Linked DNA regions of Homo sapiens: region 1 is linked to region 2. A link is an interaction called in ENCODE POLR2A ChIA-PET data of the cell type or tissue named here. Cell type or tissue: B cell. All regions are shown on one strand. Links, peaks and the distances in the headings refer to the core of each region. The heading gives the core; the rest is flanking DNA. Region 1 overlaps HAGH (hydroxyacylglutathione hydrolase). Region 2 overlaps CRAMP1 (cramped chromatin regulator 1).

Evidence for each region. Peaks named below come from ENCODE experiments on the same cell type or tissue, not always from the same donor. Only the 100,000 strongest peaks of a DNase experiment are listed, where the experiment ranks them.
Region 1: POLR2A ChIA-PET joins it to region 2 with 5 read pairs; 2 of 35 experiments call an interaction of 5 or more read pairs at or near these places.

What each region holds. Positions count from the first base shown.
Region 1 is chr16:1,810,087-1,821,024 of GRCh38, forward strand. It overlaps HAGH (hydroxyacylglutathione hydrolase), which reads right to left. Exons shown (of 9, transcript NM_005326.6): 4 at 9,811-9,928; 5 at 9,029-9,137; 6 at 7,082-7,185; 7 at 6,807-6,908. Among named protein-coding and RNA genes, the nearest start is that of HAGH, 11 kb to the right of the region's middle. In B cell, for the core only: no CTCF peak of the experiment used is centred there; a DNase peak (open chromatin) is centred at 2,762.
Region 2 is chr16:1,617,063-1,628,331 of GRCh38, forward strand. It overlaps CRAMP1 (cramped chromatin regulator 1), which reads left to right. Exons shown (of 21, transcript NM_020825.4): 3 at 8,911-9,104. Among named protein-coding and RNA genes, the nearest start is that of CRAMP1, 10 kb to the left of the region's middle. RefSeq lists enhancers at 3,360-3,439, 4,866-5,035, 5,751-5,900. In B cell, for the core only: no CTCF peak of the experiment used is centred there; a DNase peak (open chromatin) is centred at 5,009; H3K27ac peaks cover 1,051 bases.

The DNA.
Region 1 (10,938 bases), core at 50-8,049, 190 kb after region 2:
CACAGGTCGAGGCTACAGTGAGCCAAGACTGTGCTACTGCCCTCCAGCCTGGGTGACAGCGACATCACGTCTCAAAAAATGCTTCAGAACACCTCCTGGTAACCTTAGGACACTGCCCGACTGACAAGGCTGAGAAGGCAAGGTGAGCAGAGCCCGGCGGGTGTGCGCGTGTGGAAGAGGGAAGAGAAGCCAGCGTCCGGGATGAGCCACACATCCGCCTTCCCGCACCGGCCTGGAGAGGACGACAGGGACGGAGCTTCCTTTTCATTCACATGGTTTACATTTCACATTATGGAGGTAACAGCAATGCAGGAGACACAGAAAAGAAACCGCCACAGCTGCAGCCTCACAGCAAGCACGGGGAGGAGGGGCACAGGGACCAGCAGCAGGGGAGGCCACCCAAGCCCCTGCAGGCAGGCAGCTGGTCACCTCCTCTCGAGATGGAGATGGTCTCCCTTCCGACCAGCACTGACCAGGGCAGATGGGGTGGGGGCGGGGGGAGGAGAATGCAAACCCAGCCACGGGGCCAACAGTTAGCAGGAAAACACAGGGCGGCAACAGCGGGGTCTCCACACAGCCCCGGCCCTTCTACCGCAGCCGCACCAGGAGGGCCTCAGGGCAGAGCTCTGACAGAAGCTGCTGGTGCCCACGCACAGGCTCAAGACCACCGCGCCTCACCCCCGAGGTTCCCCACCCGCTATGGGCAGTGGTGTCGGTGAGTGACTCTTCAGCTGGTAGAGCTGCACCAAGCGGGGGTCTGGTAGATGCCAAGATGGTTTCTCACTAATCTGTTCTTCCCTTCTGGCGAAAAGAATCTGAGAATGTTTTAAAATATTCCCTGTGTTCCCACCAACATTCTCAATCCTAAGAAATCTCCCTCTGCCTCCTACGAGGGAAGCAAAGTTAACACTTCTAAGGAGACCTTTAAAACAGAGGAAGTACAAATTGTCATAAGCTTTTAGGTTACCTATTAAAACGAGTTTTAATGTTCTAGCTATTTTTCCTACAAAGTACGAAGCATTTAAAGACAAAAATAAGGTCAGTCAGCCGAGCGCAGTGGCTCACGCCTGTAATCCTAACACTTTGGGAGGCCGAGGTGGGTGGATTGCCTGAACTCAGGAGTTCGAGACCAGCCTGGGCAACACGGTGAAACCCCATCTCTACTAAAATAGAAAAAATCAGCCGGGTGTGGTGGCGGGTGCCTGTAATCCCAGCTACTGGAGAAGCTGAGGCAGGAGAATCACTTGAACCCAGGAGGTGGAGGCTGCAGCGAGCCAAGACCATGCCACTGCACTCCAGCCTGGGCAGCAGAGCAAGACACTGTCTCCCAAAGAAAGAACAACAGGCCGGGCGCGGTTGCTCACACCTGTAATCCCAGCACTGGGGGAGGCTGAGGCAGGTGGATCACCTGAGGTCAGGAGTTTGAGACCGGCCTGGCCAACATGGTGAAACCCCGTCTCTACTAAAAATACAAAAATTAGCCAGACGTGGTGGCACATGTCTGTAATTCCAGCTACTTGGGAGGCTGAGGCAGGAGAATCGCTTGAACCCGGGAGGCGGAGGCTGCAGTAGTGAGCCGAGATCGCACCACTGCACTCCAGCTTGGGTGACAGAGTGAGACTCTGCCTCAAAAAAATAAAAATAAAAAAATAAGGTCAGTCCTTGCAGCACAGCTCAGAAGAGCTCCACCTCGTGTGGGTTCTGGACTCCAGGGTGCAAAAGGAGTTGAAAACTCTCAACGTCCCTCCTATGGGGATTGGTAAAATGATTTATGGGTGACACCCACGCAATAGTATATTTTACACCTATCAAAAAGAATGAGGCCGGGTGTGGTTGGCACATGCCTGTAATCCCAGCACTTTGGGAGGCCAAGGCAGGAGGATCACTTGAGCCCAGAAGTTCAAGACCAGCCTAGGCAACATCGTGTAAACCCCCTCTCTACCAAAAATACAAAAATTAACCAAGCATGATGGCACAGGCCTGTAGTCCCAGGTACGGGAGACTGAGGCAGCAGAATCGCCTGAACCCAGGAGGCGGAGGTTGCAGTGAGCCGAGATTGTGCCACTGCACTCCAGCCTGGGCAGCAGAGCAAGACGCTGTCTCTCCCCAACCAAAAAAAAAAAAAAAAAGAATGACAGGCCAGGCACAGTGGCTCACGCCTGTAATCCCAGCACTTTGGGAGGCTGAGGCGGGCAGATCACGAAGTCAGGAGTTTGAGATCAGCCTGGCCAACATGGTAAAACCCCATCTCTACTAAAAATATAAAAATTACCCAGGCATGGTGGCACATGCCTGTAGTCCCAGCTACTTGGGAGGCTGAGGCATGAGAATCGCTTGAACCCGGGAGGCAGGGGTTGCGGTGAGCCGAGATCGCGCCATTGCACTCCAGCCTGGGCGGCAAGAGCGAAACGCTGTCTCAAAAAAAAAAAAAAACAAAAAAAAAACACACAAATTGTCAAAATCAGGAATGAAAGCAGGAATATCATTACAGATCCAGCAGACATTTGGGGGGTGGGAGTTCATACTAAGTTTTAAAACTATACAAATTCCAAAAATAAAATACAGGAGAAAATTTTTTGACCTTGGGATAAACAAAGATTTCTTAGATGGGAGACAAAAAAGAATGAAGCATAAAAGAATCTATTGGACTTCATTAAAATTAAAAATGTTGGCTCAAAAGATACTGCTAAGAAAACCAGAGGCCGCAGAATGGGAGGCGCCCTGCAGGAGGCGGCCTCTCACCAGGGACTGGGCTCCAGCACCTCCTTTCAAACGGCTGGCTCCACCGCGTGGGCTGGCTCCACCGTGTGGTGTGCCGAAAGACACGGACCAGCTGGTGTGCCCACGCCTTCCCAGCAGGAAAGCAAACACCACAAGCACCGGGGAAGGGGAGTTTGGCAGTTTCTTTAAAAGTCAAACACACCTCCCGTCCAGCCCGGCCACTCCCTTCTCCTGGGTGTTCACACGGGGCTGCGGCTGGGATGTCCATCCCTCCAAACGCATGCTCAAATCTGATCCCCAATTAATGGAGGTGTTTGGATCATGGGGGGAATCCTTTGTGAACGGCTTGGTGCCCTGCTCCAAGTGCGAGTTTTTGCTGTTAGTTCCCACAGGATCTGGTTGTTTAAAAGAAACTTTTGCCTCCCCCACTCTCTCCTTCCTCTGGCCACATGCTTCACACCCACCAGCTCCTTTCGCCTTCTGCCATGAGCAGAAGCAGCCTGAGGCCTCACCAGGTGCAGACGCCCAGGCCATGCTGCTTATATAGCCTGCATAACCATGAGCCACATAAACCTCCTTTTATAAGTCACCCGGCCTCAAGTATTCCTTTATAGCAACACCACACAGACTAAGACACCCAGGAAGTTAATACGCATCCACTGTATTTATAACTAGTATCAACAAATAATCATGACCAGAAGTGCTTAGGGATCCATTTAGTAACACGTGCAAGACCTTGAACACGCAAATTTCAAAACACTGCTGAGAAAAGCTAAAGACATTCATAGATGGAAAGCTCACAGAAACACTCAATGTTAAGATCGCAATTCTCGCCACATCAGTTATCACAACAGTCCCAATCAGCAGCCAGGCTAGCTTTTCTGATAGAAGTTCACGAGATGATTCTGAAAACGGAAATGTAAAAGGCTTAAAACAACTAAAACCATTTTGAAAAAGAACACTGGAGGATTCACACATACCAGTGCCAAGACTCAGCACAGAGTTACAGTCATCAAGGTGCTGTCCTCGGACACCGTGGCAAGTCATAGAGACCAACGAAACAGAGCAGAGACCAGAAGCAGACTCGGGCATAGAGGGCCCATTCTTTTCAGAAAGGTGCCAAGGCAATCCAGGGAGGAAAGGACAGTCCTTCGACAGACAGCCCTGAACACCTCGGGATCACACTGCGAGAGGGTGAACCTCTACCCTCACCTCGCACCACACACAAACACCATCTTGAAAGGGAACACTGTAAATTGTTTGTAAATATAAAAGCTAAGACTTTAAAACTTCTAGGAAGAAACACAGGAGAAAGTCTTTGTGAGCTAAGGGTATGCAAAGATATCTTAGAAAGGGCACAAGAAACATAAAAGAAAAATTGAGTAGGCCGGGCGCAGTGGCTCACATCTGTAATCCCAGCACTTTTGGAGCCCAAGGTGGGCAGATCACCTGAGGTCAGGAGTTCGAGTCCAGCCTGATCAACATGGAGAAACCCCATCTCTACTAAAAATACAAAATTAACCGGGTGTGGTGGTGCATGCCTGTAATCCCAGCTACTCGGGAGGCTGAGGCAGGAGAATCGCTTAAACCCAGGAGGTGGATGTTGCGGTGAGCTGAGATCGCGCCGCTGCACTCCAGCCTGGGCAACAAGAGTGAAACTCCGTCTCAAAAAAAAAAAAAAGAAACAAACAAAAAATAAGTAAATGGAACTTCACCAAAACTATAAACTATTTTCCAAAAGACAATGTTAAGAAAATGAAAAGGCAAGCCATGAGCTGGGAGAGAAAAACATCTTTTAAATATATATCTCAGCTGGGCGTGGTGGGTCACGCCTGTAATCCCAGCACTTTGGGAGGCCGAGGCGGGTGGATCACGAGGTCAGGAGATCGAGACCTTCCTGGATAACACGGTGAAACCCATCTCTACTAAAAATACAAAAAATTAGCTGGGCGTGGTGACGGGCACCTGTAGTCCCAGCTACTTGGGAGGCTGAGGCAGGAGAATGGCTTGAACCCGGGAGGCAGAGCTTGCAGTGAGATGAGATCACACCACTGCACTCCAGCCTGGGCGACAGAGCAAGACTTTGTCTCAAAAAACAAACAAATAAATATATATATGTATATACACACACACACACACACACACACACATATATATATATATCTCACAAAGACTTGTTTCCAGATGATATAAGGAACTCTTACAAGAGCAGCCCAACAGGCCAAACCCAATATTTAAAATGGACAAAAGATTGAACATAAACTTCATGAGAAGGCATCCAAAGGCCGACACACATGAAAAGATGGTCACATGGGGAAATCCACATTTTAAAGGCAGTGAGACGCCACCACAGGCAAGTTAGAATGGCAAAAATTGGAGAGACCGACAACACCAAGCAGTGCTGGCACAGCATGGAGGCCCCGGAACTCAAGCATTGGTGGGGGACTGTAGAACAGTACAACCATTTTTGGAAAACGGTTCACACCTTTAACCACACAACACAGCAATTCCACTCTTAGGTAGTATCCAAGAGCAATAAAAACATGTTCACAAAAGACTTGTACACAAATGTCCATAGCAGCTTTATTCAAATAGCAAAAAACTGGAAACAGACAAATGCATAAACAAATTGTAGCATTTCCACACAATGGGCTACTCAGAAGCAAAGAGCGTGGCTGACCCTCACCAACATCAGCGGGGCCGAGAATGCCACAGAGATGACGGAGCAATGAGATTCTGTTCATGGGAAACTAGAAAGTGACCTGAGGTCACAGCAGAGCAACAGCTGGCGGGGACGCCACATGGGAGGGACACAGGAGCCTTTGGGGTAGTGGTAAGTTCCACATCTGGACTGTGGAGGGGATTACACAAGTGCAAACATCATCAACATTCCTCAAACTGCAATCTGTCCACTCAAGACAGACACACGGGCCAGGTGACGTGGCTCACGCCTGTAATCTCAGCACTTTGGGAGGCCAAGGCAGGCGGATTACCTGAAGTCAGGAGTTCAAGACGAGCCTGGCCAACATGGCAAAACCCTATCTCTACTAAAAGTAGAAAAATTAGCTGGGCGTGTTGGCTGGCGCCTGTAATCCCAGCTACTCAAGAGGCTGAGGCAGGGAGAATTTTTTTTTTTTTTTTTTTTTTTTTTTGAGACGGAGTCTCGCTCTGTCACCAGGCTGGAGCGCAGTGGAGCGATCTTGGCTCACTGCAACCTCTGCCTCCTGGGTTCAAGCGATTCTCCTGCCTCAGCCTCCTGAGTAGTTGGGATTACAAGCGTGAGCCACCACGCCCGGCCAGCAGGGAGAATTTCTTGAACCCGGGAGGTGCTGGTTGCAGTGAGCCGAGATTACGCCACTGTACTCCAGCCTGGGCGACAGAGGGAGACTCCGTCTCAAAAAAAAATTAAAAAAAAAAAAAAGATGAGTATTTATGATTCATCTGATTTAGAGTTGGAATTTGCATGAGTAAATACTGTAAAATAATGTTAACCTCTACTCTAAGAAATTGAAAAAGATGCTCAAAAAACCGGGTGATTTATTTAAAACAACCCTGTCAGAGGCAGCGACTCTCACTCCACTCAGCAGAGGGAGCCCACGCCTGAGACCACCCAGGCGTGCGTGCTTGTGACACCGTTTCCAGTGAATTCGGGGAAACACACCCCTGGAGAACCCCGTCCTGCTCCTGGCAGACTTTGGCCCAGCTGGCCTGGGCTACGCCATGGAGGCTCACGTGGGGCCACCGTGGAGATAAGAGTCCTTTGGACACAGAGCCACGTTCTGTGGCCTGGAGAGCCAGCAGAGCCACGTGCTGCCAGCCTGACCCTACTGCTCAGAATGTGGGAACAGGCTGGGCGCTTTTTACACACGCAGCGTCTGAGGCCTACTCCAGACCCTCCGAGGCAGAGGGATCTCCATAGAACCCCTGGGTTTGCCGTGCAGGGCGAGCTGGGCCACACTGGCCTGAATCCCAGGCCTGCTCTCTGGGCTCAGAGTGTGAGTGTCTACCCACTCTGGCGACCCCGCTGTGCACAGCGGCCCTGAGCAGCCCACAGGAAGGCACTGCGCAGTGACGGCCCCACTCACCTTGGCCCAGGCCAGCTTCTCCCGGATGGCGGCATTGCCGGGCTCCACGTGGCGTGCAAACTTGAGGTTGTTGATGGTGTACTCGTGGCCACAGTAGACTCTCTGAGGAGAGAGGTGACAGGTGAGCTCGGAAGGCTGTTACCACCTGTGAAAGTCCTCAGGGACGGGACCTGGATGCCCCCGGGGGGTGTCCGGTGAGAGGGTGCCAGGAGGGAGAGCAGCCCCGCCCTGGTTAAGGCCCCCCACACCCCGGCCCGCAGGGAGGCGCTGCCTACTGTGTCCGGGGGGAGCCGGCCCAAGACCTCCAGCAGAGCTTTACACATCTCATCCGCAGTCCCTTCATAGAACTTCCCGCAGCCAGCCACAAACAAGGTGTCACCTGGAAACAAGGACAGCCACGAGGTGGGGGCCACTTGAGGCTGGTGGCTAGGACTCAGGAGGGGGCCAGGAGCAGGGTGACACTCACCGGCAAGGCCCAGGCCCCGAACCCTGGCTGCCCTCCGGCCACGGCTGCCCAGACTCAGCCCCCCTGCATTCCGGCTCCCACATCTCCTTCCAAGTCTCAGCTGACAGTCCAACCACCCAACTGGCCGAGCAGACCCGAAACCCAAGTCACTCCTCCCTCACTGCCCCCAATCCCACCAACTGTGGCTCTGAGACCCTCACAAATCCAGCCCTCTCCCCAAACACGCAGCAGCCCCTCTCAGGCCCATGCCTGGCTCCCATCTTCCCTTGGCCCCAGCAGCCAGCGCCACCCTGTGACCAAGGTCTCACCACCCTGGCTGAGCTGAGCGGGACCACCTCTCACCCATGGCGGAAGATGCGGCCCACACCGCTGGGCACCTCAGGCGCACCCAGGCTCCTTCCGGCCTCGGCCTCAGGACGGCATCCCCACCCCATCACTGCCCAGGCCTCTGTCCCCGCTTGCCCTCCTCTTGCTGCTTCGCGGCTGTCCTGGCCTCGCTGACCTCACGTGGCCGTCTGCCCCAGAAACAGGGCAGTCCCCTGAGAGGAGGGTGCCCAGCACCCAGCACAGTGGAGGCCGCCCCACTTCTCACCACCTGGGGCAGAGAAGCATGCAGCGGTGCTGGGCACAGGCCAAGGCCAGGAGTCCTTCTGGGCACGAGAGATGGGAATGGACGGTGGGGAGCCTGTTCCCCTGAAGGGCCCTAGACCTCGAGTCTGAGGACCAGCAGGAGGCCATGGAGTCCCCAGAGATAGGGAAGGGCAGACAGAGGCGAACTTGGGGCCTGGGGCTTCTGCTCCACAGGGCTGTCCTTGCGCCAGGCACACAGCCCAGGAGGCACAGGTGAGACCCAGGGACTCCGTGCTCGCTGCCCTGAGAAGAATCCTAAATCTGAGGTCCCCAACTCCATCCCTCCCACACCGGCACCACCCAGGCTCATCCCCCAGCCCTGCGCACTGCAGCCTGAAGGCACCTTATCCCTCACAGCGAGGCGCCCGTCCCTCCCGCCATGCCCTCCGCCCTCCTCTGGGGCTCCCTGGCCACACCTTCTCCCTGCACCCCTGGTTTGACTCCACCCAGGGGTCCGAGTGTGGCCCTGGGTCACTCCCACCTGGGTTCAAGGCTGGGGCTGCCACCTCCCACCAGGAGGCCTCCCAGCCGTACAAGGCCCACATCGAGTCACCGGGTGAAACCCCGCACTGTGAGGCCAGTCGGGACAAGGCCACAGTAACAAGCACGGGAGGCAGCCCCCACCACCAGCAGCCTCCGCACCGCCTTAGAAGGCCGCAGCCATGAAGGGCCCGGCCTACAGTGAGGCCGTCCCCCGGCCATATGACCTCCACAGGTGGCTCCACAGGTCTGCAACCACCCTGGGAGGCAGGCAGGGCCCCCAGACTAGCACAGGTCCCTGAGTCCACACTACGGCATCAAGGAACACAGCCCCAGGGCTGAGCCACCCCTCGCCCTGCTGGAAGAAACTGACTCCTTTCCCGTGGGACCCGCCCGGACCCCAGCTGTCCAGCAGTCTCCGCCAGCACAGCCCTTGCTGCAAGCGTAACTTCCTTCCAGACCACGATCCAAACCCATCATGGGAGGAATCGGCCAGCCCCACCATGAGGCTCCCCAGCACCCACCCCTGGGCCCCCTCACACCGGTGCAACAGAGAAGGCCACGAAGCTGCCCCGTGAGCCTGCCTGGCAGGAGACACAGGGTCTTCACGAAGAACCCCCGCCCCCACCCACACTCGAACACGCACCTGTGAACACGGCAGGGGGCTCCGAGCCTCCGGGCTTGCTCACGAAGTAACAAATGTGTCCTGAAGTGTGGCACGGGGTCGCCAGGCACTTGACGTTCAGAGACCCCACCTTCAACAAAGCAGGCGACCGCGTGTGCTCCCAGACACCCTGGAGAGCCATCTCCCGGGGTCACGGCGCGCCGCCTGGGCCCTACTGGGCCTCCTCAGCTCTGAGGGAAATGCCCGTGAAGGTGGGGCAGGTGCTCCCCACCACGGGACTGGGGGACTCGCTCACTCCATGGGTGCGCCCCAAGTGCAGGGCCACCCTGGAACAAGAGCGTGTAAAAAACCAAGGGGCTTGTTTCCTCCTTCAAAACTGGGCCAAATCCACGCTCGCCGTCTGGCTAGGAAAGACGGCTTTCCTTCCCACACATGGCCTTTTGTTTTCCTGTCCCCATCTGCCCCAATTCTTTACTTCAAAAATGTTCACACCCTCAAAAAGGCTGAAGACACCCTCGCAGGGCCCTCCCACCTGTGTGCTGTGCTCTGGCACCAAGACCCTGCCCACATGGCCCGCTCCCCAGGGTCTCAGAGCCCTGCTTCACAGCCCCGCACACAGCCGCGTTTTGCACACTCCTCTCCTTGTGCCTAGACAGAGAAGACCATCCACGCTGCCACAGAGGACCACTGAGAGCACTCCCGGGTCACTGGGGTAAGGGAGCAGAGAGAATGCGGGGAGGGACCCCCCTCCCCCACGCTCCTGACAGGGCCACGCTGGAGCACCTCCAGGGCTCACTCCTTACCTGCAGTGTGGACAGGTGAGTGATCTTGTGAGTCAGGGCCCCGATACGGTCGTCACCCCCGTACACCTTCAGTCCCGACTCCAGCTTGACCAGTTTCTCATTCCCGCCAGCATGGTCCCTAGAAGTCAAACAGGAGACCTGGGCTGCCTGCTGAGCTGAGGGGGCTGCCTGCTGAGCTGAGGGGGCTGCCTGCTGAGCTGAGGGGCTGCCTGCTGCTCTTAAACCCTAGTCAAACGCAACACTTATTTTCCACTCACAAAGGAAACCGAGGAAGCAAATCACAGACACCTGGATGATCCTGTGGCCAGGGTTCCGAGCGTGGGGGCCTGGGGTTACCACCTGCACGTCTTTACAAAGCACCACCTGGTTCCCACCCCCACATCCTAGGGCAGTGGGTCTGGGGCGTGGCCTGGGGGTGGATTTCTTGTCCTGGTGCAGTGGGTCTGGGGAGAGGCCTGGGGTGGATTTCTTGTCCTGGTGCAGTGGGTCCAGGGCATGGCCTGGGGGTGGATTTTTGATTTTTGAAGGCCCCCAGGTGATCCTGATGTGCTGCCCAGTTTGTGGCCCGACACTCTGGCAGGAGATCAAACTGTTCAGCATGGGAATCACCTGGGTGCGTCTGGGATGAGCAGCTGGCCCTAGACGCGGCCTGTCTGCAGGGGAGGCCAGCCTGGGCCAGCTCCAGCAGGTGGAGGTGCCTCCTACGCGCCCAGGTTTCCCCAGGGGAGCCTGCCTGACCCGCAGTTCAGAAAGGGGCGGTTGAAGGGGCCCTTCCCGGGTCTCACATGATATCACAGACTCCTTCGTGTGCCTCCCATGAAGACTCCAGCAACCACACCAGAAACCGCCTGCCTTGGCACCACTGGGCCCCAAGATAACAGGGTGGAGTGGTGGCCGCTGCCCTCTGCCCCTCCCACCCTTCAGGAGGGCGCGGCACCACAGGCCTTGGTCTGCCCATCACCACCCACCATCGGTGAGCAAACCCCACCCCGCTGAAGCTATGGCCTGGCTTAGGACTTCACGTGTCGGCATGAATGTTAGAGGGGCCGGGGAACTAAAAAGCACCACAGTGTTAGAAAGAGACGTCTGCGGCGAGGCCGGGAGAGGCAGGGAGCTGCAGCAAGCTGT
Region 2 (11,269 bases), core at 1,616-9,615:
ATCCTCCCGCCTCAGCCCCCCAAAGTGCTGGGATTACAGGCATGAGCCACCGCTCCTGGCCACAAGCAAATATATCTTTAAGCAAATAATAAGCTAAGCTGTGATGGTGGCTTTTAGGAGAGGAGTAGGAAGTGGGTCTCCTTTGCATCACAGAACTTCTCGGCCACTGTCTGCCTTGGAGCTTCCCGGGAAGGAAGGCTGCCTGTCCGCTGCTCTCTGCTTTCAGGTTCCTCAGTGCTTTGGGAGGCACTTCACTGTGCCCAGGACATCCTCTGACACCAGTCTTTGGAGAGACCTCTGCTCAGTCGTTGCTTCCATTACCCGTCAGAAAAGAAGGCCAGGTGGTGGCAGTTGCCCCGCAACAGTCTTTAGCTCACCTTCCAGAAAGATGCTCAGAGGAGAATCCTCTTACATTCTGGAGAAATCTGCATCTGGAGTGGTGAGCATCTGTCAGGGAGGAAACGATCAATACTTCATGTTTCAATTTTTCACTTGGAAATGATGTAACTTCTATTATGCCTAAGGAATACTTAGCTCAATCACTGGCAGTTCCTTTGGTTGATTACTTACTGCCCTGGCCAGTTTCAATCTCAGTGGGCCTGAGACTCTTACAGTGAATTTGGAAGAAAGGACTTGTGGAGAAAAGGAAAGTCTGCTTGTTTGGCTTTTCTGCATGCAAGTGTGTTTTCTTTCTCTGAAGAAGACACTCTTATTGACTTCAATGAAAAATGCTTTTTTTTCTAGTTCAGTTTCAAATTTAAATCTTCTTGCATTGATAAAGCGATGGTAGCTGGGATTTAGTGCCTGTTTGCCAGGCATCTTGCATGTCTGTAATTTTGCTTTTAAATGAGTGCAGAACCTGAAGTAGATTGTTTAAGTCACATGCTCAACCTAAACTCAAGGTAAGCTGCAGACCAGAAATCCCAAAACAGACATTCCTGCAGCTCTAATACACCACCCACGTGACCCTGGGACGCACTGGAGATTTCGGCTTAGAGCCGCAGAAACCATCTGAAAGACATAAGTCAGGAGACAGAGTCCTGATACCTTTCCCTATTTGGCCAGTTCATGATCCAGCTAGCCCTGGGCAAACTAGTCCATCTTTTGGATAAAATAAACACCTGCCTCAGAATCGCTTGAACCCGGGAGGCGGAGGTTGCAGTGAGCCAAGATTGCGCCATTGCACTCCAGCCTGGGCAACAAGGGTGAGACTTAGTCTCTAAATAAATAAATAAATATAAAAATAAACACCTGCCTTAAGTCACAAGGTGTTTTACAGGCACCTGGTGTTTCTGCCATGAAAAATGCATGCAGCTTCAAGATTACAGGACTGCAGGAGGAGGCTGCACAGGCTGGCGGGGTGGGGAGCCTACCTGTGGGGTGAGTAGAAGTCCGGGAATGCTGGTGCTCTGCTGGGGCAGATGGGATGAGAGAACACTGGGGGTGGGGACAGAGAGCCTCTGCTTATTTTGGTCCCCCTCTCACCCCGAAGAACTTCAGTTCCATCAAGGATGGGGAAATGCACCATCTCCAGAATAGGGTAATGTAGTCTGAAGTGACAGTCGTTTGTGTGTAGGAATCGGTAAACGACTGTGCACAATTTACTCTTTATATTTTGTATAATCTGTGGACTGTTTGTAGTTTCTAGATGTTTCAAAAAGATGTCTCATAAGAGATTGTACCTGTAGTCCTAGCTACTCAGGAGGCTGAGGTGGGAGGATCACCTGAGGCTGCTGGTTGGAGGCTGCAGTGAGCTGTGGACATTGCACTCCAGCCTGGGTGACACAACAAGACCCTGTTTCAAAAACAAAACAAAACCAAAAAAGATAAAGTAGGTAAGGCAAAATTTGAACATTGGTTTGAAGGCTGAGCTGCTTTTCAAATACCTGTATACTTTTGGTATTAAAACTAGTTTCTGTGGTGTCTGTTGTTGTGAAGTTGTCTAATGAGGTAGACTTTTCGATTTTCATTTTTGTATCTTATTGTGGCTTATGTAAGGATATAACAGGGAGATGATTCATGATTGCAAAGTCAGAAATGTGAAAATTAACATCGTTGTATAAAGTGGTGTGTAGAAGCTCTTTGTCACATAAGTAACAACAGCGGGGTTTTGTTTTTTGTTTTTGTTTTGTTTTTGAGACGGAGTCTCATTCTGTCGCCTGGGCTTGAGTGCAGTGCTGCGATCTCAACTCACTGCAATCTCCGCCTCACAGGTTCAAGCAATTCTCCTGTCTCAGCCTCCTGAGGAGCTGGGACTACAGGCGCATGCTGCTACACCCGACTAATTTTTTTTATTTTAGTAGAGATGGGGTTTTACCGTATGGCCCAGGCTGGTCTCGAACTCCTGAGCTCAGGTGATCCGCCTGCCTCGGCCTCCCAAAGTGCTAGGATTTCAGGCGTGAGCCACTGCGCCCGGCACAACAGCGTTTTTAACACTAAAGAACCACGTTAGAAACACTGAAAAAAGGAGACATTTCCAGGAGTTTGTAGTTTAGTTGGGATATCTTGCAATACCTACAGGATACAATTAGAAAATCTGCTGGTATTTCATGAAGAGGGCATACGCTTTTATACAAACAGTGGAGTTCTAGTTGTATTTCTCTCAAATATTTGTAGGAGGGGAAAGGGAGAATCTTCAAGAGAGACAGCGCTGGTCAGAGCATGCAGGAGGACGCTGAGCCTTGCAGGCACTGAGGGTGGGAGTCCCGGCAGAGAAGGGGACAGTATGAGTGACTCCCAGAGGGTGTCGTGGAGACCATTAGGTTTTAGGTCAGCTTCAGAACCTGGAAGAGGACATCTCAGAGTCTGGCGACCCTGACCAGGGCTCTTGCAGGCACGCCTGGAGTGTGGACCAGATCTTTAGATTGATGGGACAATGCGAGGTCAGGAGGGGTCCCGGTTTGCTCACCGACTGCCTGTCGTATAGGATGGAGCGACACCACTGCGTGTGCATGACGATGGAGCTGGGTAGGGGAGGCTCAGAACTCATCCGAGATGACACCTTGCCTGCGGCTTGGCTTGCTTGAAGGGTCCCCCCATGTGACCTTGGAGATGGTATCCACCAAGCCCTCACCCACAACTCTGGCTCCAAGACCAGAGCTGCTGGCACCAGCATCTGATGCGATGTCTTGTGTTAGGAGAGGCACGGAATGCCTCAGGAGACTTGGAGGTGGACGCGTTGGACCTCTGCAGTTTCTGCGCCATCCTTGGCCTCCTGGGAAGGGTCCCTGCTGTCTTATGCTGCAGACGTAGGCCATGAGGACGTTTCCCGGTGCTGGGGTTGGGGCACGGTCAAGTCTGGAGATGCCCTTCCACGAGCGGGTGTCGCCAGTGCCTTTCTAGCTGAGAAATGAGTGAAGCATGGGGGAGACGGGTGTGTTCACTGCAGTCCTCTCACCTCCAGACCAGACGCTGACTCCCTCGCAGTTGGTGTTCTGTCACTCTTGATTTTACTATTCCTAACCCTCTGAAGGAAGTTCACCAAACCACAGAAAGAGTGCTCCAGGACAGTGAATTGATGTTAGAGATGATGACAGGGTGTCACTGGGCTTCTGCGTCTGACCTCTCACGTCCAGACAGACATCTTCCAAAGGCCCAGCTCTGGCTGTCTATTAGCCGCGTGCCTTTCGGTGAGTCATTTAACTTCTCACCTTTCCCAGGCTGAGGGAGGGACTTTGAGGTTGGTTTCCCCCACCACGACCCTGATCCTCCAGCTCTGTGACAGGACAGTGTGCGCTGCTTGGCTTTCAGAGCTGTTCTGACGGCACGGCATGGGAAACGCCTGGGTTTGGAGTGAGAAGGTTGCGTGGTTCTTGCTGCCTGGTGACTTCGGGGCTTCTAAAGCCTCAGTTTCCCCCATTTCATTTTTTTTTTTACATGACATAATGCTATTAATAATTTCTGAAAGTTTCCCCATTTCTAAAATGGAGATAACTACCCATTGCGAGGACAGGAAGAAGCAGGGCATTTGAATGCATTTTAAGGTGCCATTTAAATACAGGTTCTGTTACTTCCAGGCCTGCTGGGCACTGAGCAGCTGTGTGGCTTTGTGGGTGACCTACTCAGCCCGTGCCTCAGCTTCCCCAGTTGAAAGATATGGATACTTTTTCTTCTTAAGGTGATATGAAGGGGTGCAGGTGGTGGCATTCCAGACCAACCCAGGACATGTGATGGGGAAGAGGACGTGTTGCAAAGAATAGGTGGTAGGGCCTGTCTGGAGCTAGGTAGAGGGGCCAGCAGCTGGGAGGGTGCGCTGGGGCCACATGGCTGTGCCCTCACTGCACCGTCTGCACAGCAGGCTGTGGCAGGTGCTAGGGGTTTGGGAGACCTGAGAAGAGGCTGTTGAAATTGTCTTACTTGGGCGGCAGAGAGCTGGCTTGGGAAACAGGCGGTGCGGATGGGAAGGGGAAAGCAGGTGGCAGTGTGGCCTCTGGAGAACTGTGGCGCTGACACGGGCTAAGCAGGAAGGTGGGTTCCATTTGGGAGGACCTGGGTCCCAGCAGCCTGGGGTGTGCTGTCTGGGGCTGCCGAGGGGCAGAGGGAGCTTGGGGAGGCCCTTTATCTAGGCTCCGTGGGACCCTGTGCTGTCACTGAGCACTTGCTGTGTGTGAGGCCTGGGACCAGGCTTGGGTGTGGGGAAGTTCCACACGGTTCTTGCTTTCAAAGAGTGCACTGTTGGCGATCCTGCTTCTGCACCCCACTTCCCTGCAGGCTTCTCGATGGTTCTCCTCATTGTGCAGACCACACTCAGCCTCTGTGGGCTCAGCAACAGTCACAGATGGACCTGGCTTTGGCCTTCTGCTTTTCGCTGGGTGTCCTGCACCCAGAGAAGCCCACCTAGTTTTGTTTACATCATCTTACCTTTCCGTCTCTTGCCTTTCTCCTCCCATTTTTCTTGTTGCTTCTCTGTCTTCCCCTTCAGTCATCACCTTCTGTTTTCATCTGAATTTCTCTGAGCTGAGTCAGGTGGCCTCACACAGGCTGTCATCGTATTCTACCAGGTGTCTCTGGTCCCACTTTCTATTTCATTTCGCTTGAGCTGTACTCAGTGAGCCGAGGTCAAGCAGTGAAGCCACTTCTGCATCTGAAATTTTAGGGGTGAACCAGAGGCCACCTTCAGTTTCTGCTCTGAAGTTTGTGATTGTTTTTTAAAAAGCATTCCAAGTTTAGGCCGGGCGCAGTGGCCCATGCCTGTAACCCTAGCACTTTGAGAGGCTGAGGCGGGAGGATTATCTGAGTTCAGGAGCTCGTGACCAGCCTGAGCAACATGGTGAAACCCCGTCTCTACTAAAGTACAAAAAAATTAGCCATTGTGGTGGTGTGCACCCATAATCCCAGCTACTCGAGAGGCTGGGTGCCGGAATTGACTGCCTGGGAGGCAGAGCTTGCAGTAAGCCAGGATTGCACCACTGCACTCCAGCCTGGGTGACAGAGCAAGACTCCTTACACAACAGCAACCAAAAAAGCACTCCAAGTCTAGAATAATGGGCACCAAATATTAGAAAAGGTTACTTGGGGCGATTTGCTTTCTTGTCTGTTTTTTGGGGTTTTCTGTCTGTTTTGTTTTGTAGAGACAAGGTCTCCCTGTGTGGCCCAGGCTGGTCTTGAACTCATGGACTCAAGCAGTCTTCCTACCTCAGCCACCCAAGTAGCTGGGACTGCAGGTGTGTGCCACCACGCCCGGCAGTCTACTTTTTTTTTTTTTTTTTTTCTTTTTTGAGACAGTCTCTCACTCTGTCACCCAGGCTGGAGTGCAGTGGCTAGATCTCAGCTCACTGCAACCTCTGCCTCCCGGTTTCAAGTGATTCTTCTGTCTCAGTATCTGGAGTAGCTGGGACTACTGGTGCACGCCACCACATGGGGCTAATTTTGTATATTTAGTAGAGACAGGGTTTCACCACATTGGCCAGACTGATCTCGAATTCCTGACCTCAAGAGATCCGCCTGCCTCGGCCTCCCAAAGTAGCTGTGATTACAGGCGCCCACCACCACGCCCGGTTAATTTTTGTATTTTTAGTAGAGACAGGGTTTCACCATGTTGTCCAGGCTTGTCTTGAACTCCCAACCTCAGGCCTGCCTTCTTTTCTGAATGTTCATCTTGCTTTACTTTCCTCTACTGAGGATGTGTCATTTTTAAAACATCAGAAGGAAAGGGTGAACCCCTCACACCCAGCCTTGGGCTGCTGGGAGGTGGCCTGCTCCTCTGAGGAGTGAGTGCCGCTTCACCAGCCTCATCAGAGCTGCCTTTACTGTTGTGCCTTCTTTTCACATCTCCTGTGTGCCTTTGCCTCCTCTCCACCTCTGAGAGCCCGTCCAGCTCAGACACTCCATTCTGTTAGCCTTTACTGTTTCACTCTCCTTGTCTTGGATCACCAGTGCTGTGATCCACTAAGATTTAGCAAGACATGTGGATTATGGAATTTTAGGAAATTTATGTCTGTTACTTTTTCAAATATACCTAATGCCAACATGGGCTAGCAAAAATAAACCTGATACGTAACGGCAGGGCTGGTTAGCAAGTTGTGGTCTTGGAAGATGATAGTTTAGCGAGTGTTTCTTAGGAACCTGAAAATGGCTCTGAAAGCCTTTGTTGTGGGTGGTGCAGAGGTGGACAGGCAGTCCTTGCTGAAGTGACTCCACGTGAGGAATCCAGGCTCCTAGTGAGCCAGAGTGCCCTGTATTGAAAAGTTAAGTTTCAAATGGCATCTGTACCTGTCCATCATCTGCGGAAGCACCAGGTTCTGGGGAACCACCTGGTTGATTAAGTCCAGGTTTGGTGAGGAATGGGCAGGGCCAGATAACATGTCAGGCATTTGATTAGCCTGGTTGGTAGCACAGAGCATATGCATACCTGAGTTTTGTTTCTGTTGTCTGTGCAGGCTGGGAATGGAGCAGCCGGAAAGCGGCCTGGGTGGGACACACTTGGAACTCATTGTTTATTCCATGCCAGTGTGTTTTGGGCTGTGAGTGCTGGACATTCAGGTGCAGCACCGTCTGGTAGCTCTCTCTGCAACGATGGCCGCATGTGGACATTGACTACTAGAAATGGGGCTGGCGTGACTGAGAGGCTGAGTTTTTTTTTTTTCTTTTTTAAGTTCTTTTTTTTTTTAAGCCTGAGTCTCACTCTGTTGCCCAGACTGGTGTGCAATGGCACGATCTCTGCTCACTGCAACCTCCACCTCCAAATTTGGAGACAGACCCCCCACCGGGTGAGGCACTGAGCCTCTAGCCTGCGTGTGGCTGCCCAGGCAGGGCCCCCTTCTGGGTCGATGAAGAAGCAGATCTGGATGGAAAAGCCTGTGATTATCTCATTAGGAAATCATTTTTACAATAATCTACATTTGCTTGGCTTTTGCTTTTTTTTTTTTTGGAGACAGGGTCTCGCTCTGCCATCCAGGCTGGAGTGCAGTGGTGCGATCTCGGCTCACTGCAACCTCCACTACCTGGGTTCAAGCAATTCAGTTCTCCTGCCTCAGTCTCCCAAGTAGCTAGGACTACAGGCGTGCACCACCACACCTGGCTAATTTTTTCTTTTTTAGACGCAGTCTTGCTCTGTAGCCAGGCTGGAGTGCAGTGGCGCGATCTCGGCTCACTGCAACCACTGCCTCCCAGGTTCAAACGATTCTCCTGCCTCAGCCCCTCCCGAGTAGCTGGGACTACAGGCGTGTGCCACCATGCCCAGCTAATATTTTTTGTGTTTTTAGTAGAGACGGGGTTTCACAATGTTGGCCAGGTTGGTCTCGATCTCTTGACCTCGTGATCTGCCCACCTCAGCCTCCCACAGTGCTGGGATGACAGGCGTGAGCCACTGCACCTGGCCACGCCTGGCTAATTTTTATATTTTTAGTGGAGATGGGATTTCATCATGTTGCGCATGCTGGTCTCGAACTTTTGGCCTCAAGTGATCCACCCGCCTCAGCCTCCCAAAGTGCTGGGATTACAGGAGTGAGCCACCACGCCTAGCCAGTTTTTGATTTTTAAAGCATTTTTGTTTCAGAGTTTGAAGGTTTCCCAGCTTTTTATGGTCCTGCAGTTCCATAAAAAGAGAACCCTGGTTATCACAGGGATATGCTGACAGTTCCCGCTCCCTCTGCGAGGAGGAACTGAAATGGGTGGGAGGAATGTGTTAGGCCATGAAAAGTTTTTATCTGTGGTCTTTTGACTCCTGCCACATCTCTGCCTCCGGTCTCGGAGGAGCCTGGCCAGGGTTCTCGGTCCACAGCTGGGGAATGAAGCCTCCTCGGGGTCGTCTTGGGCTTTTCCCTCCTTGGTCTCAGAGGACTTGGCATGAGATTGGGAACTGATGCTATAATAGGATTTGCAAGGTTATCAGGTCATTCTCAGAACACTACGTTTTTTTGGTGGACATTGATTGAGGGTAAGGAATTTTAAGACTAAAGATTCTTAGGCGTTGGACAGTTCATATTCTGAAGCACTGATTTTATCTAAAAGAAGGTGGTGTTTTACACGTTTGTTTCCTTGAGTTTGAATCTCAACCTACTTATTTGAAAAGATGTTAAGAATATTTAACCAAAAACCTCATTTACAAAAGAAATACGCATGAAATGTGATGTGAGGCTTCATTTTGCAGAGGGAAGGGATCTCTGTCTCCATTGTGGACAGGGCGTCTTAGGCTGCAGCGTCATTGTGCTGTTACATGGTTCCACATAAAATCTTGCTCCTTTTCTAACTGTAAAAACATTTGAGGGTCATTTGGCCAGGTAAAGATCCTGGCAGTCCTAAGCAGCCTCGCTGGTGCCGTGGGTCCTGGGTGCTGCCTGCCAGCATCCTCGGTTGAGGAGTGTGGAGTGGGACCTCAGGGCAGTGGGCCCTTCCCTCCCACCGGCCCTCTACCCTGCCCAGCCCGCCAGCTTTCTGGAACAGATCACTGTACGGTGCTTTCTCTCCAAGGAGCTGAAGGTGGTGGATCATCGTCTGGAAATGTGTCTGGGGTTGCCCCTGCTGCCCCTGCAGGGGGCTCGCGCTCCTCCTCCCGGAACTTAGGGTCTTCTGGTGGCGAGAAGGAAGAAGGCAAAAAGGTCCGGCGGCAGTGGGAGTCGTGGAGCACAGAGGACAAGAACACCTTCTTCGAGGGGCTGTACGAGGTGAGTAGGCTGTGGAGGCACGGCCAGGCAGCCTGGGCGTCCCTCTCGGATCCCTGCCCTCCGTTCCCCGTGCTTCCTCTTTGCTGTTAGATTCTAGAACGCAGATTCCTGGGCGACCCCCGCAGTGGCGGAGGCTGATGTGGGCTCTAGCCTTGCCCACTGACCTTGGCTGTTTTATCTCCTCATTGAGATTTTAGAAGCTAGTACTGGTGAGGTGTCTGTGAGGAGGTGTTTTTGTGTGTTTCCTTCATTTCCTTTTGGATATTCTCACCCCTTGTCTCTCAAAGATGTTCTTGACTGAAGGCCCTCTTGTTTCAGGGCTTTCCCTTTGTGCTGAGTGGGCTGATTTAGGCGGGATGGCCTCTTGAGGGGAGGCACAAGGCGGTGCTTGTCTCGGGGGTCAGTGTAGCTGAGAAACCTCACGAGATGTTGCTGCTGACTTGGGACAAAATGGAAAGTCCTAAAAATAGAGAGAAGCCACTCCCTGACCCCACCGCCCAGTGAATGCCCGTGCTCCCTGCTGGCCAGTTTCACCTGCATTATTGTTTTCTAAATCCTTGTAATTATTGTGAGCATACTTTTTAATTAACATTGCTTGCATTTTTCACGGTGTTTCATAGCTCTTTTGCTCTGTATTTTTTTTTAACGCCTGTAAATATTCTCCTTGCCTGTGTGCTCACTGTGTGCTTTTGTAAAAACATCATATTGGAGCACAGCCATGGCCAGGGTCGATGTACTGTCTGCGGCTGATGCCACTGCAGTGGCATAGTTGAAGAGCTGCACCAGACAGGGTGGCCCTTGAGGCCCTGGCCAGCCACTGCTCTGCTTGGCCATTCCTGTGTGGTCAAGGATGACTGAGATCCTTCCAGATTCTGTTGTCGTAAGTAACGCTGTGGTGAACATCGGTGTGCACGCTTCATACTTTAGACTGCTTCTTTGGCATACAGTATTAGAATTAGGTTCGTGATCGGTGAGCCTTGTTCTTTTTTTTTTTTTGGAGATGGAATCTCACTCTGTTGCCCAGGCTGGAGCGCAGTGGTGCAATCTGGGCTCACTGCAACCCCCGCCTCCTTGGTTCAAGCAATTCTCGTGCCTCAGCCTCCTGAGTAACTGAGACTATAGGCACACGCCGCCACACCCAGCTAATTTTTTGTATTTTAGTTGAGACGGAGTTTCACCGTGTTGCCTGGGCTGGTCTCGAACTCCTGAGCTCAGGCAATCTGCCCACTTTGGCCTCCCAGGAGCCTTGTTCTTTTAATAGCTAATTAATTGGGGTGATGGAGAAGTCTTGTCAAGCCTGGGAAGCAGAATGCTCAAGAAAGAAATGGAGGCTCTGGAATGAGATGTTTAGAGAGGCATTAGAAAAGGAGACACTCGTAAATGTGGGCATGAGACTTGAGTACGGTGCATGCTGTGGCCAGGGTCGCTCCCGCCCTGGGCTGCAGGTTAGGTTCTGCCCACCCCAGGTGGACCGGACTGCCGTGGCAGTGTGGCTTGATTCTGATTGTCCAAAGAGAAGTGTGCATGAGTCCCATTGCAGTAGATATGAAGCCATTTAAACACATTCGTGTGTTCCTTTTCTTCCCTTGGAGGGTTCTAGAGTACAGCAAGGAGGCTGGTTTTGTGTAGATTCAAGCCCCAAATCGTGCCTTTAAGCTGTTTGTTGGTCTTGGAGGACCTGCGATTCCTGGAATGTTTTCAGAATCAGCAACCATTGCTGATTTTTGCCTGAAACAATTACTCCTGTGGTGTGGCCCTTCCTCCTTGGCAAGACTGTAGCCTCTGCAAGAGGGTCTGGGTGCCTGGGAGCAGGAGATGTGGTTGTCCATTAAAGGTAGCAGAGGAGGAGTTCCTTGTTAATGATCCACCCTTTACCCTTATTCAAGCAGTTCAGTTCGTGTCCTTCCCATTGGGTTAAGCTGCTCATTAGAGTTTTTCTATCGGGTAGATGCTTTTTGAGGATTCTGAAATCCTGAATTAGTAATAATAATTAATAGTTGGCTGTTCTGATCATGTAATGCTTTCTGCTGTGGGTTCTCTGTATCTGAGTTTGTATATGAGAAAGAGCGAGGGCAAGAGAAAGGACTTTTTGTTTGTTTGTTTTGAAACGGAGTTTCGCTCTTGTTGCTCAGGCTGGAGCGCAGTGGCACGATCTTGGCTAAATG